Linked DNA regions of Homo sapiens: region 2 is linked to region 1. A link is a loop called in an ENCODE intact Hi-C map of the cell type or tissue named here. Cell type or tissue: CD4-positive, alpha-beta T cell. All regions are shown on one strand.

Region 1 (8,000 bases):
GAGGAAGATTATGTTTTAAAATGGAGATCCTTCAGTGACTCCCCCATACTAATAATATTTCAAATATCTTCAAATCACAGGCCACTCTTTGGGTATTCCTCAAGGTAATGAGAGGCACATCATCAAGGAGGCACAGGTTTTGGGTGTTTCTTATGTACTAAGAACTGGGGATAAGAGTAGTGCACAAAATAAATATAGTCCTTGCCTTCACAGAATCTATTGGGGAAGAAGTGTGAGTATAAGTAAATATAGAGTGAAAATAGCATATTAATAGCACCAGAAGCCTGGGCGCAGTGGCTCATGCCTGTAATCTCAGCACTTTGGGAGGCCAAGGTGGGCAGATCACCTGAGGTCAGGAGTTTGAGACTAGCCTGACCAACATGGTGACACCCAGTCTCTACTGAAAATACAAAAATTACCTGGGCATGGTGGCACATGCCTGTAATCCCAGCTACCTGGGAGGCTGAGACAGGAGAATTGCTTGAACTCAGGAGGCAGAAGTTGCAGTGAGCCGAGATCGCACCACTGCACTCCAGCCTGGGCAACAGAGTGAGATTCCAACTTTTTTTTTTTAAAAAAAAAAGCACCAGAAATAGGTGCAAATTGAGGCTGAAGGTGAGAAACTTTACTCCTTCATTGTTTACAGACTACCCATATGTTCCAGGGACAGGATTAAATGCAGAGGATATAAAGATATCCTGTCCTCAAAAAACAGAAAGTTTAAAATGGGAGAGATAGAGCAGGTAGTTAAATAAGCAGGTCAATAAAATACAATATAACATATAATGTGTCTTAGCCTGTACATGGAACTATGTTGACCCAGAAGAAAATACCTTAATTCAGGTTTAGGTTTCAGGAAGACTTATTGGAGAGGTGAGTTAAAGCAATAAAATAGAAATAGGAAAGGAAAATGCAAGTGCATTGGAAGATAGAGTTGAGATGCTTACTCAGAATGTATCAGAGTGAGTGATGAAGAGACGAAAACATGGAATGGGAGAGTAAGGGATGGGTAAGATAGCATTGGAGTAAAAGGAGGAGAAAAGAGAAAAAAATTAAGGAAAGGTGATAGCTCAAATTTTTCCAGAATAAAATGACTAGAGTTCCTCAGACTTAAAAATCACAATGCTTTCTAATCAGCAAAACTAAATACAAATTACATGCATACATAAGGATGAAACTTCAGAACAATTTAAAAAAGTGAAAATTGAAAAACCAAGTACAGAAGAAATAGGTTATCTACAAGGAATAATAACAGAATTCTCGCAGGCAACGATACTGCTAGAAAACATTTGACTCTTATCTTCAAAGGAGAGTAGAAAAACAGCTTCCAGGCTAGCATTCTATTCCCATTGAAGTTATCATTCAAAAGGGAGAATAAAATACAGCCACTTCTAGACATATGAGGATTAAGTATTTATTATTCATGGACCCTTTAGGAAAGTACTCTAGAGCAGGGGTCCCCAACCCTGTGCCATAGACCCTGGCCTGTTAGGAACCAGGTGGCACAGCAGGAGGTGAGCGGCAGGCCAGTGAGCATTACCGCCTCAGCTCCGCCTCCTGTCAGATCAGCAGCTGCATTAGATTCTCATAGGGGTGCGAACCCTATTATGAACTGCACATGTGAGGGATCTAGGTTGCATGCTGCTTATGAGAATCTAATGCCTGATGATCTGAGGTGGACCTGTTTCACCCCCAAACCATACCATTTTACCCCCACCCCCATTAGTGAAAAAACTATCTTCCAAGAAACCAGTCTCTGGTGCCAAAAAGTTGGGGACTGCTGCTCTAAAGGATGAAATCCCACACAGAGAAAAGAATACGTGCACAAATCCACAGTAATCCAGCGAGCAGGGACAAGTGGGAGGCCTGGTGTGGCTAAAGGTCTGGGGGAAGGGAGAGATCAGCAGTGGCCTGTGACTCTGGCTGCTCTTGTCCTTTAGGGGAGATCTGGGCTTTCTCTGAAGGCTCAGAGTGATCAAAGGGTCTCAGCAGGGTGAGGACTTGTTTAGATTTATGCTGTAGTAAGATCACTGTGGCAGAGGGTAGAGAATATGTTGTTGCCAGTGAGGCCAGTTGGGAGTAATGGGTGTAATTTAATGAGAAATGATTAGGGCCTGGATGAAGGTGAGGCAGGGAGGAAAATGGTCAGATGCTGGAATTGTTAAGGCGGTAGGTCCTCAGGACTCAGTAAGTGATTCAGTGTGGCGAGAAAGAAAGAAGGCGTCAAGCAGGCAATTGTTTTACTAAGGCAGCTTCCATGGAGTCCAATTGCAGTGAGAGGAGCAATGGGAGATGAGAGTGGAAACACTGATAACCCTGTTAAGAATGATCTGTGAAGCAGCGGCAAGACTTAGAGTAATAGCCAGAGGAAGATCAGAGGGAAGAAAGATATTAGGATGGAAGGCTTAATGAGCAAGTGGGGAAGACAAATAAGAGAAGCAAAAAATGAAGATATACAGAGAGGTTCAGAGATACCTGATAGAACAAGGGCCTGGGCAGGTAAGAGGAAGTAGAGAGCCTTATATACAAGGAAACATAGAGAAAGATGCAGGCTGTGGTACGAATGCATCCCCCAAAGTTCATGTATTGGAAACTTAATCCCCAGTGCCACAGTGTTGAGAGCTGAGACTTTAAAGAGATGAATAGGTCACAAGGGTTCTGCCCTTATGAATGTATTAATGCTGTTATCGTTGGAGTGGGTTATCACGAGAGTGGGTTCCTGATAAAAGGATGAGTTTGTCCTTTCCTACCTCCTCATAGCAAGAGGCCATCACCAGATGCAAGCCCCTCGATGTTGGGCATTCCAGCCTCCTGTAAGAAATAAATTTCTCTTCTTTATAAATCACCCAGTCTTAGGTATTCTATTGTTGCAGCACAAAACGTAGTAAGATAGGGCAGATGCAAGAAACTGACAATCCCCTCGTCCTTTGTAAGTAGCACCATGACTGGCACACAGCAGTGATGAATAAATGTTGAGTGAATTAATGAATCAGTGAATGAAAGAATAGAAAGATAGATGATGGATATATTCAGGCAGGCTCCAGATCTTAGTATACTAACTCTCAAAGGCCAGCATGTTTTCAAGTTAGGAATGGCAGACCTCTAGTGGACAAAAAGAAAAGTCAGCAATCTAATGGCTGAGAACAAAATTTGCATAAGATGGTTTGGGTAAATGCGCTTGCAAAAGAATAAGTACATAAAGCATTGCTTTACAAAGATTTTATCATACCTAATTTTTGCTGTGCTCAGTTTCTTATAAATGGGACTTAAAAGCACATGCATGATGAGTTCACTTCTGTAATTAACTGCTTAGAGTGAATGCCTTATGGAAATGAAGCCAGTAATCTTTTAATTATGATTAACATTTCTTTTTAATACCTGCAGGAGGGAAATAATTACTCATATGTGGAATTTCATGCTACAAGCTACATAAGATACAAAGTAGCTGTTCATTTTGAAATAGAGAAAAGGGGAAAGAGAAAATCGTAACCAAATAAACCTTTGGTTACAGAAGTCTCAAATATGATGAAAAGAGTGTATTTAAAAATGACAACAGCAACACATATTGTTTAAAATATTGAACTGTAAAAACAAGGTTAACAGACCTTTTTAGTCCTTAAAAATTAAATAATGTCCTACTGTCAAATTATTTGGAGTTAGCTCAAGGAGGAATTATTTGTTGATGCAAACTATGGTTCTTTTAGGAGCCTGAGTGCTTTCTAATAGAGATCAAGTTGAGTTGATCCTATGTTATTCACAATCAAAGAAAATGTTTGGCAGCTATTCCAGGTTAATTAACTACATAAGGTCTCCAGTTTGTAAATCAGAAAGGTATTACAGGTGACTACTTAAGGATGCTTCAGTTTTTCTATTATGACAATTTTATTAACAATGTACAGTGTCTTAGGTAAATGAAAGAAGAATATAATTTTATGTGGCAATTGTGTGCAGCTGGTGAGGTGGGGATGAGAGAGTTAGGAAATATTAGATATGAGAGTACACATGTGGGAACTTTTCTAATCCATGACTGCAGAATTTAAAACGATTGAAGAAATTACCATCTTTTGCCTGAGTTAGCAGAACTGAAATTAGCTTCTGAGGAAAGCTCTTTGGGATTTCTTGTTTGTTTCTGAATCTTTTTAAATGTTTAATTCAATACCACTGTATTTGAGAATAAACATTATTAAAATGTCATAATGACTCTTTAGACTATTTTAAGCTGCCATAAAGAGAGTGTTTGCATTTTTTATCAGCCCTGATCTGCCAGGGACTTAGTCATTAGGCATCATTGTATAATTAAATAACAATAAATAATTATAAATAAATGTTTCAAATTTGATACCAATAAGAGCAGAAATCTGAGAGCAAGTAAAAAAGGGTTTCTAAGCAATATTTAGACAACTGTAATAAAAATATCTAATAAAAGTACAGCTCACACCCGCAAAAATGAGTAGTTATCGCTGGATTTATTTAATAGGTGATTTTATTCTGCTTTATTTCTATTGCATATATGTCCAAAGTTCTCTGCATTGAGCATTACATTTGTCATTTTAAAATGACTTAAAAAACAAAACAAACAAAAACACCAAGAGCTCAGCATCATTTGTTGACTAGAAACTGTTGCATGGCTGCTACAGATGCTATTGTACCTTTTGGGCACATTCTGCAACATCTCTTGCTATTCTGAGCCATCCAGAGCGATTCTACATACATCTCTAGAAAATAATACAAATTTTCCAGGACAGTATGATGATGTCAGCCATTGCTTAATCAGTTTTTACATTTAGGGAGAAGCTAGAGGAAAGTTGGAAATGCTAAGGGACATTTCAAGACTTCCCAGAAAGTAGCTGTGTCAGGAACAAGGAAGGCAGGAGGAGCCTGGGGAAAGTCTCACATTTGATTCAAAAGAGTTCCAACCTTAGGAAAGTTGGACTCTCAAACACGTCTGTTTCAGTATGCAGCCATATTCACGCCTAGATGCAGGACTGCTATGGTTCCCTCCTCCATAGTGCTGTTTATTCTGCACCACAGAGTTCCCTGGGCCTGTGAGAAAAACCCCACACTTCACTGGGGTGCTTGCTTTTGGTCCTTTCCTCTTTTCCTTCCTTTCATCCTCCTTTTTCTTTCCTTTTGTTTTCGTCTCTGCCCCTTAACAATTAAGTGTTATTCTCAAAATAGGAGAAGATGGCAAGTTCAGATTTGTAACTGCTAGATATGATATTTTTGTATCTTTTTCTTTAGTGAACTCTCATTTATTTAACAAATATTTATTTGCTCACAAATATTAAAGCATAATTGCTTTTATTGAGAGAATCTGTCTAATAAATAGTAATTCAAAAAAGAAAAGAAAGGAAAACCCAGATGTAGTTTCTGCCTTCAATAAATTTACAATCTAGTGGAAAAGACCAAAAGTAAACAAATAATCTCCCCAAATATATATATATATATATATATATATATATTGAGATGGAGTCTCACTCTGTTGCCCAGGCTGGAGTGCAATGGTGTGATCTCGGCTCACTGCAACCTCCACCTCCCGGGTTCAAGTGATTCTCCTGCCTCAGCCTCCTGAGTAGCTGGGACTACAGGTGTGTAGTCCGGCTAATTTTTTGTATTTTTAGTAGAGACGGGATTTCACCATGTTAGCCAGGATGGTCTCGATCTCCTGACCTCATAATCTGCCTGCCTCGGCCTCCCAAAGTGCTGGGATTACAGGCATGAGCCACCGCGCCCGGCCCCAGGTAATTTTTATTATGATTTTGGATGCATGCTATGACAGGACAGCACAAGGGTGTGAGTGATGGTGGGGATATCAGAAAACACCCCTGAGGTGTGACATTTATCCTCAGACCTAAAACAATGGTTCTCAACTGGGCTATTTTGACAATATCTGGAAACATTTTTGTTATCACAACTGGGAGGAAGGATTTACATTTCCTGATCATGTAGTGTGACTTCCTTTTTTTTTTTTTTTTTTTGAGACAGAGTCTTGCTCTGTCGCCCAGGCTGGAATGCAGTGGCCTGATCTCCGCTCACTGCAACCTCCACCTCCCAGGTTCAAGCAATTCTCCTGCCTCAGCCTCCCAAGTACCTGGGATTACAGGTGCCTGCCACCATGCCTGGCTAATTTTCATATTTTTAGTAGAGACCGGGTTTCACCATGTTGGCCAGGCTGGTCTTGAACTCCTGACCTCAAGTGATCCGTCCGCCTTGGCCTCCCAAAGTGCTGGAATTACAGGCGTGAGCCACTGCACCCAGTCGCATAGTGTGACTTTGATTTGTGTCTCCATAACAGGAATATTTTCAAAATAAATCATCTATTTTATTCCCCATAAGTTATATTAATTTTTGTATATTAATTATTAATTGTTATAAGTTATATAAATTATACTGTCCTGGGTCTCTGTATCCATTGAGTAGGCTTCGATTGTTTCAGGGTGAGAATAGACAGAACCTAACATAGAGAAGTCACTGCTCAGCTTTGAATGTCAAATTAGACATTTTTTGAGCACTCAGAAAAACAATTGCCTTGGATATCGTAACTTTTAGAGAAAGGAAAGTTTTCTTGGAGTATAATAATTTCCTTTCATATAATCAAGACACCTATATATGATTCATATCATAGTGTTTTACTATAAGACATTTGTAAATTGAAAGACAGTTATGAGGCCCCATCAGACAGGAAGGAGTAGAAAGTCCTTCTGATGCTGAGGCTTAAAAACCACGGAAAGGAAGAGGGAAGCAAAGCAATCTACTCTGGGTGTCCTTGCTTTGTCCTTGGCAGTGCTGGGGAAGCGGTGGTGCTGGGCAGGGCCTCTGAAGCACTGAAATCATGTTGGGGAAATCCAAGGCAATTGGAGACTTCTGGTTTTCCCAGCGGGTGGCCTGAGAACCATGAAGATTTCTTAGAGTAACCACAAGGTGGCAGAGAATCGCAAATGACTTCGAGAGGCTTTTGAGTGCCGGGGTAAAAATGGCCGCAGGAGATGCTCTAGTTCACAGGCTTGAAGTAGTGTTGAGACAAGAAACGAAGTAACCTTGGGACGGAGATCTGACTGATAGACCACACAAACTGGAGTCACGGGCAGACCTCAGAGCGTCATTACTGAGAGCTGGGGAGGGCTGAGGCAGCCAGCGGGCATCAGGTCTTCACCTCAGCATAGAGCTGAATGTGAGGCACACTTCTGGATGCCTCAGGAGCCAGTGCAGAGGAACAGAGGTCCTCCGAGTTCTGGATACACACTTTCTACTCTACACCACTTACACCACCTGGGACCTTAAATCACTCTGGCAAAAGGGAAGGAAACCTTGAGAGGAGGGTGGCGAAGGGCATCACATCTGAAACCCATGACAGTAACTCAAAAGACATGAATTATCCAGAAAGAGGCTATTTAAACTAGAAAAGACTGAATTACTTATTGACAAGCCTGTTTTGTTTTTTTCCCCTCCTGTCAATGGTATTGGGGGCTTGAAAGCAAGACAAAGTCAGAGAAAATAAAGAAAAATACACTGTGTGTGTGTGTGTGTGTGTGCATTTGGGTCGTTTCAGAAGTAGTAAGTAAATTTACACACCACTATATTGGAAAGCCGACATAGAATTCCTAAGGAAGTAGGGACACTACCAAGCTACATCATCCTATCATAAGACACAGGGTAGTCTACTAAAACTGTACTTCATATTCTAATATTTGCCTGAGGTACAACACATAATATCAAGAATACTGGAGGGAAAGCTGATTTGTTCTTTCGGGAAAGGCTTATTTCTTATGTTTATTCTGGGCACTGTAGGTCAAAACAGGATGATCCAGACATGACTTTTAATTCAAAAAGATTTTAGAAAAAAGGCATGTGCATTATTCATCAATGTAACATAATGAAAAGATAGGCTGTATTGTACACTCATTAGGAATGCAGACCCCGGGAACAAATTGCTTGAGTTTGATCCCAGCTCTCCCATTTAAGACTCTGACATGTTACTTAACCGCTCCATATAAAGAACA
Region 2 (8,000 bases), 280 kb before region 1:
ACAGAATGGCTTTGTAATCTCAGGAAAGTTTTTTTTTTTCAAGAGAAATGAAGATTATTTGTCCAACAATATGTTCATTTTCCATTAAAAACACATTATACTGCCTAAAATGTCTCCCCACTAATGATCATAAATTAACTTGAAAAGACTCATGAGTTTATAATATAGGTGACATTGGTCTAACAAGCTTATCTTTTATCCAACCTCATTAGGCTCTTTAGATAATTTTTTAAACGCTTTGATAAATAGAACAGAACATACAATATGTAATGGGAAATATTTTAAAGGTCATTAATTAAAACCAAAAATCAATGATGCTACTAAATTCTAAGGCCATTTTTTAGAAAAAGATTATCTTATATATATCTGTTCCAGCATGAGATCATTTCCCCCTAATTTATGGTGAATTTAGGTTCAAAACCCTATCAGAGGGAAGAAGTTGATAGAGATTAGTCTGTGGCATTTAAAGACTCAAAGTCAAAACACAGGCTATCCCTGTGGAAGTGTCTGCAAAATGCCAAGCATCCAGAGCGGTGCTGACCAATCAGCGTTTTGTAACCATATTTGGCTATTTATTTTTAAATTAACTAAAATGAAATAATATTAGAAATTCACTTTTTTAATTGCACTAGACACATTTCAAATTTGTAATAACCATCATCACAGAAAGTCCTACTGGATATCACTGATTCAGAGGGCTCAAGCAATACTCCCACCCCAGCCTCCTGAGTATCTAGGACAACAGGCAAGAGCCACCATTCATGGCTATTTTTTTAAGTTTTATTTTTATTATTATTTTTTGAGACAGGGTCTCACTCTGTCACCCAGGCTGGAGTGGAGTGGCATAATCACAGCTCACTGCAGCCTCTACCTCTCAGGCTCAGGTGATCCTCCCACCTCAGCCTTCCAAGCAGCTAGGACTACTGGTGCGAGCCACCATGCCAGGCTAATTTTTGTATATTTTTGTAAATATGAGGTTTCATCATTTTGCCCAGGCCTGTATTTTTATTTTTTGTAGAGATGGGGTTTCACTATGTTGCCCAGGCTTGTCTGAACTCCTGGGCTTAAGTGATCCTCCTGCCTCAGCCTCTCAAAGTGCTGAGATTACAGGTGTGAGCCACCATGCCCTGGCCTTTAGACAGATTCTTAATGTTCATCAAGGTGTTTGGTAACACCTAAAAGTAACAATGAGTTATTTTTCCCAAGCCTGGAAAATTGAGATAAAATAAAAATAACTTTATTTTTCATTCAACAAAACTTTAATAAAACTCAATGCACTAGGAACTAGTTAAACAAAGATGAAGAAAGTGTGATTTCTGACTTGAGAGGATTACAGTCTTGTGGATGAGCTGGAAAAACATCCAGCCATTATACAATGTGGTTTTTATTAAAATGATGTTACATACCAAACAAAGTCATTAGCTCTGTCTGAAGGAACTGAGGAAGACCTCAAATAGGAGATGATAGTTGAGCTATTACAGTAACAAAGTTATTTTTTAAAAATAATATACATTCATAACACAAAATAAAAGGGTCAGTCTCTCCTGATGTCTGTATGAGTAAATTTGAGAATGGCCCTGACTCCAAGACAGTATGTCCCATTAACATTCTGTAGCATACCCTTGTGCAGATATTTCCACTGAATACTATTCTAAAGCTATGTACTGGATTTTATGAATATAACTTGATCTAGTGTGCAGTTTTTTGGGACAATCTGGACTAGCAACAAGAACTAGTATGACCCATGTGATGCTGGACATAAAGCAATTAAACAGTAAAGAGCCTGAGCACTCCTAAGCTTGCGCTACCAGGCCATGATTAATGGTGTCACATGGAGAATGTCAAAGGGCCACGGAGTGAGTGGCTCCATCTCCAGTGTGACTCTTGCAGATTTTCAAATGTCCCTCTCAACTCTGCAGCTTGAGGAGAATGTTGATCATGCCCAAGAGAATGCCGGACTAGGAGAGTAAAAGAACAGAAGGCAACATGGCGAAACTCCGTCTCTACTAAAAATCCAAAAATTAGCCGGGTATGGAGGCATGCGCCTATAATCCCAGCTATCTAGGAGGCTGAGGCAGGAGAGTCGCTGGAACCCAGGGGCAGAGGCTGCAGTGAGCCGAGACTGCACCACTGCACTCCAGCCTGGGCAACAGAGCAAGACTGAAAAAAAAAAAAAAGAACAGAGGGCTCAGGCTGAGAAAACCAGATTATTGTTTCTGAAGACCTTTCAGCGTGGATGTTGTGGGACAGAAGTGCAATATGGCACGCGAGAAATCCTGGGATGGGCTTGAGGGATCTAGATAGAATCAGCACAGAGACTATCCCTTTAGTAGCCTGGCTAAGTACAGTGATCGGTTTCTTAAGTGATAAGGATTGGAAATTAATTAGCCATTATAGAATGTAGTATGTAAATATGGATGGGTGTTTGTATCAGTCAGGGTTCAGTCAGAGAAGCAGAGCCGTTAGGATATACATATATATATATATATATATATATATACACATATATATCCTAATGTAGTTATTTGACTAACCGTTAGAGTTTGTTTATATATATAATTATATATAAAGCAAAATTATATATAATATATAATTATATTAATATGTATTATATATAAAAGTATATATTATGTTAATAATATACTATAATTGTATTTTATATAAAATAAACTCCAATGGTTAGTCTAATAACTACATTAGGATATAGATATCCTATGTAGTAATATATAATTATATAATATATATTATATATTATATGTAATATATAATTATATATTATATAATAATATATATATTATATATTATATATTATATTATATATCTAATATAATAATATATATAATATAATATATAATATATAATTATATATTATATATTAATTAATAGATATTAATTAATATATAATATATAATATATATAATATAATATATAATATATAATATATAATATATATTATATATAAAACAAAATATATACATATCTGTAATAATCAGATATTTGCTACGGGGATTTAATTTTATGCAATGCTGGGAGCTGGTAAACCAGTCTCCGTAAACATGTCACCCTTGTGTCTGATGTTAAGAGTTTGAAGTCTGCCGAGCAGGTAGTAGGGAATGGAAGACAGATGGTAAGTGGAGGAGAGCAAGAACAAGCTGTAACCCACAGTATGAGCTCAAGCACATGAGGATAGACAGAAACCTACGTCAGTTCTGTCTCTGACCCGGAGGGTCTTGTGGAAGCTATGACCCATTATGATGGAGCTGAACACATACCCGGACCATGGGAATGAAGCTGAATCTTCTTTGGCTGTGTGATGAATTTGCCCCTGGGCCATGATATATTATGACTGACTGCGAGGCTTCTGAGAGCACTATCCACTATACAAAGCTTAGCACACATGTCAGCACATATTCATCTCTTATTCAATATTTGTTGAAAGAATAATAAAATAAAGTGTGTGTGTGTGTATATGTGTGAGAGAGAGAGAGGGAGGGAGAGAGAGAGAGAGAGACAGAGGGAGAGAAAGAGAAAGAGAGAAGAAAGAAAGAAGAAAGATAGCAAAGAAAAGGAGAAGGGAAGGAAAAAGAAAGAAATGTACAAGGTCACTAAATCATCCAAAGACAAATCTTGGGCTAAAATCCAGGTAATTTAGACATTTTCTTAAGAAATCAAATAAAACAACACATCAACACATATATTTTGTTGACATATACTTGATAATATATAATATAAAAATATCAGAAATATCCAATAGTTCATTACATTATGGTGTATAAAAGTAATATTTATGAGAGAAAAATTAATGCTTTGTTCTTCAAAAACATGTTATTCAAAGAACATTTTCATGGATTTGTAGGGTTTCCATGAATATTTGATTTTGATAGTTTTGATGTGTTGTTTTTCTTTGTTCAGTGATCAAATATAATCTACATTAAGTGTCAGGAATGATTACTTTGCAGTCTCTGGAGCTCCAGGGGTCTATGGACAGAATTCAAGTGGCCCATGAACTTAGATAGGCAAAAAAGGACCAATTTTCTCCACTAATTTCTAACTGTAATAAAACATTTCCTTCAATTATGAATACAGCATAGGCAACAGACCACAATAGTATCAGCCTGTCACATACATTTTCATATCATATTATTGTTGTTGCAGATGTCTCAAAAAATGTATACACTATCAGCTCAAAATCATAGTAGTTATTAGATTAACCACCACATTTTGTTACTGATATGTTAATTAAACACACGGATTAGTCTAATACATTTGTCATTTTAAATCTCTTGATAACTATATTTCAATATAGTTTCCTTTCTAAATCTAGTGTTTTATTTTATGCATTTAAAAACATTATTATGAAAAAAGGCCCATACGTTGTCAAAGAGTCCCATGAGCACACAAAAGATTAAGAAACCCCGCCTTTCATAAGGACAAAATGTCTCCCTTCATTGCAGTATTTTTTTCTGATTAGTATTCTAGAGATGCCAATGACAAATAATGGTGCTTACAGGCATTGTACACAAGGTGGCAGCACATTATTGTTTCATTTCCAAAAATCAAATTTCCTCATTCCTGGCCATAACTGGATGCTAAGTGTAAACACTAAGATAAGGTAATACATTTTTAGAAAATAGATTTTGATATTTTTCAGCCTTCTAGTTTATATTAATATCCTCTTTTCTGTGCAATATATAGCACACATAAGATGTTTCTATTTAATAAACAATTTTCTCAGTTTGAGACACACAAAAAGAAATTAAATTATGTTCAGAACTATTCCTCAATATGTTTTCTAAATACAGTCCTCCCACCTCCCCCCCCCCAAAACAACCACCAAAATTCTTATGAAGAAAGACTTTTTATAAATTACCCTTTGGGTAATTTATGAATTACATAAAACTTCACCCCCAATATATACCATACTCTCTCTAATTAAAATTTGTGATGTTTTAATTGAAAAAGGAAAGGAGGGGTGGTAGAGCTGACTAAAGGATTGTTGGTGCAACAGATTACAAAATGGCTCTAATTCCTCATTCCTCCCATGAAAAGGCACAGTTTATTTCTCCATCTCTTGAATTTGAATTGTTCTTGGGACTTGCTCTGGCCAGTAGAATGTGTTTCCTTTTGCTGTCTGCTTTCAGGACTGGGCACTGAGCTTACTTGTATTTGCATCTCATGAGAGGACATGCCTGAGTTAGTCTGCTGGAAGGATGTGACATATACATGGTGTATGAGACCTGTTAAGATAAGCTGGATTCTCCAAGCCAGATAAAACTTAGAAAAATGAGATCCCCACCAATAGTCAGTCTACACCCAGACAAATGGGAGAGGCCAGTTGAGGCCAGAAGAATCACCCAGCCTAAGTCTCTGAACTGCAGCTGATTCCAGATGTATGAGCAATAAATACACTGTTTTTAGCCATTGAGTTTTGTCATGCTGTTTTTGTCCAGCATTATTTGTAGAATAGGTAATGTTTGTAAGGTCTTCTTTATTTCTAACTCTGTACAAGTGCATGACTGGTCCAGATATCTTTCAGCAAAATGTACCTGTAACCTAGCATTCCATTGAATCAAGTATTTTGGCATACATAACATTTACTGAGTGTTTCTATCCACTTAGTAGATCTAGTTCTGACTTAAGGTATAGGAAGTCAAGGTCGAGGAAGAAATTGGGTTTTGGGAGTTAGAGGAAGAAATTGGGTTTTGGGAGAGGAATGTGTTATAAGCTAAATGTCTGTAGCTCCACCCACCTCCCCAAATTTATATGTTGAAGCCTTTAACCCCCAATATGATAGTATTTGGAGATGAGGCTTTTGGAAGGTGATTTGTTTTAGATGAGGTCTCGAGGGTGGTGCCCCATAGCCCTTATAAATAGAGACACCAGAGAGAGTTCTCTCTCCCTTGTGCACAGAGAAGAGGTCATGTGAGTACACAGTGAGAAGGTGGCTACCTCTATACAAGCCAGGAGAAGAGGCATCAGAATAAAGCCTACCTTCCTGACCTTGATTTTGGACCTCCTAGTCTCTGGAACTGTGAGAAATAAATTTCTATTGTTGACGCTACCAAACCTGGGATATTTTGTGATGGCATCCAGAGCTCACTAATACAGAACGGAAAGACAAAGTAAGGGAAAAGTGATAACGAACAACTATTCAGTGTTTTCCAGCATTCTAAAGATTTTAATATAATTTCATTTAATTTCTTACAACTAAGTGAGGTAGATACTATTACCAACAACCTCATTTTACTTACAGATGAAAAATGACAAAGAAAGGCTAAATAACACGTCCAAGGCTTCATGGCTAATAAGTGGCAAAGTCAGAATTTGAATCAAAGATAATCTATCTCTAGAAGCTGTGTTTTTAACTGTTATTTCATACTGCTAGGAAATGAGCAGTGGCAAACAAAGACAGGAAGAGAAAAACTCAGTGATAAACACTGTGTTGTCTGGTACATTACACACTGCCATGAAGTATGCCAAAGTAGTATGGCATGCTGCTTTGTTGAAGATATGAGGAGACATGTTTTACTGTATATAATAAAGCAACATTCTACGTACACTTGCAGGCTTGAATAAGAAGACATTTAAAAACATTTATCCAGCATTGTTTCATATCAAATACATATAGGATGGATGTACAAATTGCCTATGTTATTAGTTCTACCTACAAGGTGGCAGAATAACTTGATAATTAGGCCTGCTATACTTAATTGGCCAGGTAGAACATCTGAAATATGGGAAAATGATTTTCCCTGGCTAGACAAGGAGTTGCTGTTCTCTTCATTTAAGCAAGAAGCTACCATAAAATTCTGCCTCACTCTGACAGACTAGCTGGAGGAGAGAAGCCTCCCTGAGCAAACTGACCACCCCACTGAAAGTACCCTTCTGCTCCTGAGTGTGTAGAAGACAAATAAGAAAATTTCCAGTTTATTTGGAGGTGCGAAGAAGGTCTGAGAATTGAGAGCCTCTGTGCCTTCCAGAAGGTCCTTGTTTTCAGGAAGAGAGTGGATGCTATTGTGAGATTGCACGGTGATTTGATAATATGGTAAATTTTCAGCAGATTAGAGCCCCAGTATGAGACAAGGGAAAGAACAAGGGTTGGGGAGTGGGGAAAAGGGGGAGACCATGAACTGAGGGTGCAAGAGAATAGTCTATGGCCACATCAGCCTTAGGTGCTTCAGCAGCCAACATAGTCAAGACAGAGACCTCCCAAGATGAGGTGGGACAAGCTCCAGCTTAGAGAAGGGCCAGCAAAGATGACATGCCAATGCAGATATTAGATGGGCACCCACACACGTATTACGTATTCTCCCTAGATCTAAACCCCTTTCTGGGGAGAACAATGGAAGGGGAGGACAAGTAAGAGATGATGTTGTCCAGATATGAAGTTTGGAGTTTGAATGGACTAACTGAGTTCCCAAGAGGTTAAGAGTTATGCAGAAAGTGACTACATTGCCTTTAATTGGCAAGTTCAATGAGTCATTTTCTGCATCTCCTTCCCACATCCAACCAAATAAAAGATGTATGAGCAAGCTGAGCTTAGTTGTAAACAAGAGAAATTTCTGACCTTATTTGTTGTAACTATAAAAAATAAAGCTGCCATATATCCAAAACACAATCCACTTTCCTACCAAGTGTTCAGTCTGCTATATACCCTGCAACATTAATCTGTTTTGTTTGTTTTCACAAATTCTTTCTGATATTTGCTTTATACAATATTGACAGAAATTCTGATCAGAGGAAAAGAAGTGTTGACATAGTTTTATACACACGTCAATCATCATTTTGAGAAGGTACTAACATACCTATATTATGAATATGAAAAAATATTTTTCTAAACTGCAATTAGAAGATACTAAATATTAATGCATTTGTATTAGTTATTGCTGCATAACAAATCACTCAAAACAAAATGAGTGAAAACGATAATAATTATTTATTATCTCACAGTTTCAGCGGGTCAAGCATTCAAAGAGAGCACAGTTGGCAGGGTCTGTCTC

The links. Hi-C counts contacts between places; a loop is a spot of excess contacts. Peaks named below come from ENCODE experiments on the same cell type or tissue, not always from the same donor. Only the 100,000 strongest peaks of a DNase experiment are listed, where the experiment ranks them.
Region 2: a loop joins it to region 1, with 4 times the contacts of the local background. A loop is called at or near these places in 63 of 110 quality-filtered maps.

Annotation. Positions count from the first base shown.
Region 1 is chr4:89,431,467-89,439,466 of GRCh38, forward strand. No RefSeq gene overlaps it. Among named protein-coding and RNA genes, the nearest start is that of GPRIN3, 130 kb to the left of the region's middle. In CD4-positive, alpha-beta T cell, CTCF peaks have their summits at 3,103 (motif pointing left), 3,305 and 6,900 (motif pointing right); DNase peaks (open chromatin) are centred at 3,105 and 6,915.
Region 2 is chr4:89,154,568-89,162,567 of GRCh38, forward strand. No RefSeq gene overlaps it. Among named protein-coding and RNA genes, the nearest start is that of TIGD2, 47 kb to the left of the region's middle. In CD4-positive, alpha-beta T cell, CTCF peaks have their summits at 4,548 (motif pointing right) and 4,747; a DNase peak (open chromatin) is centred at 4,514.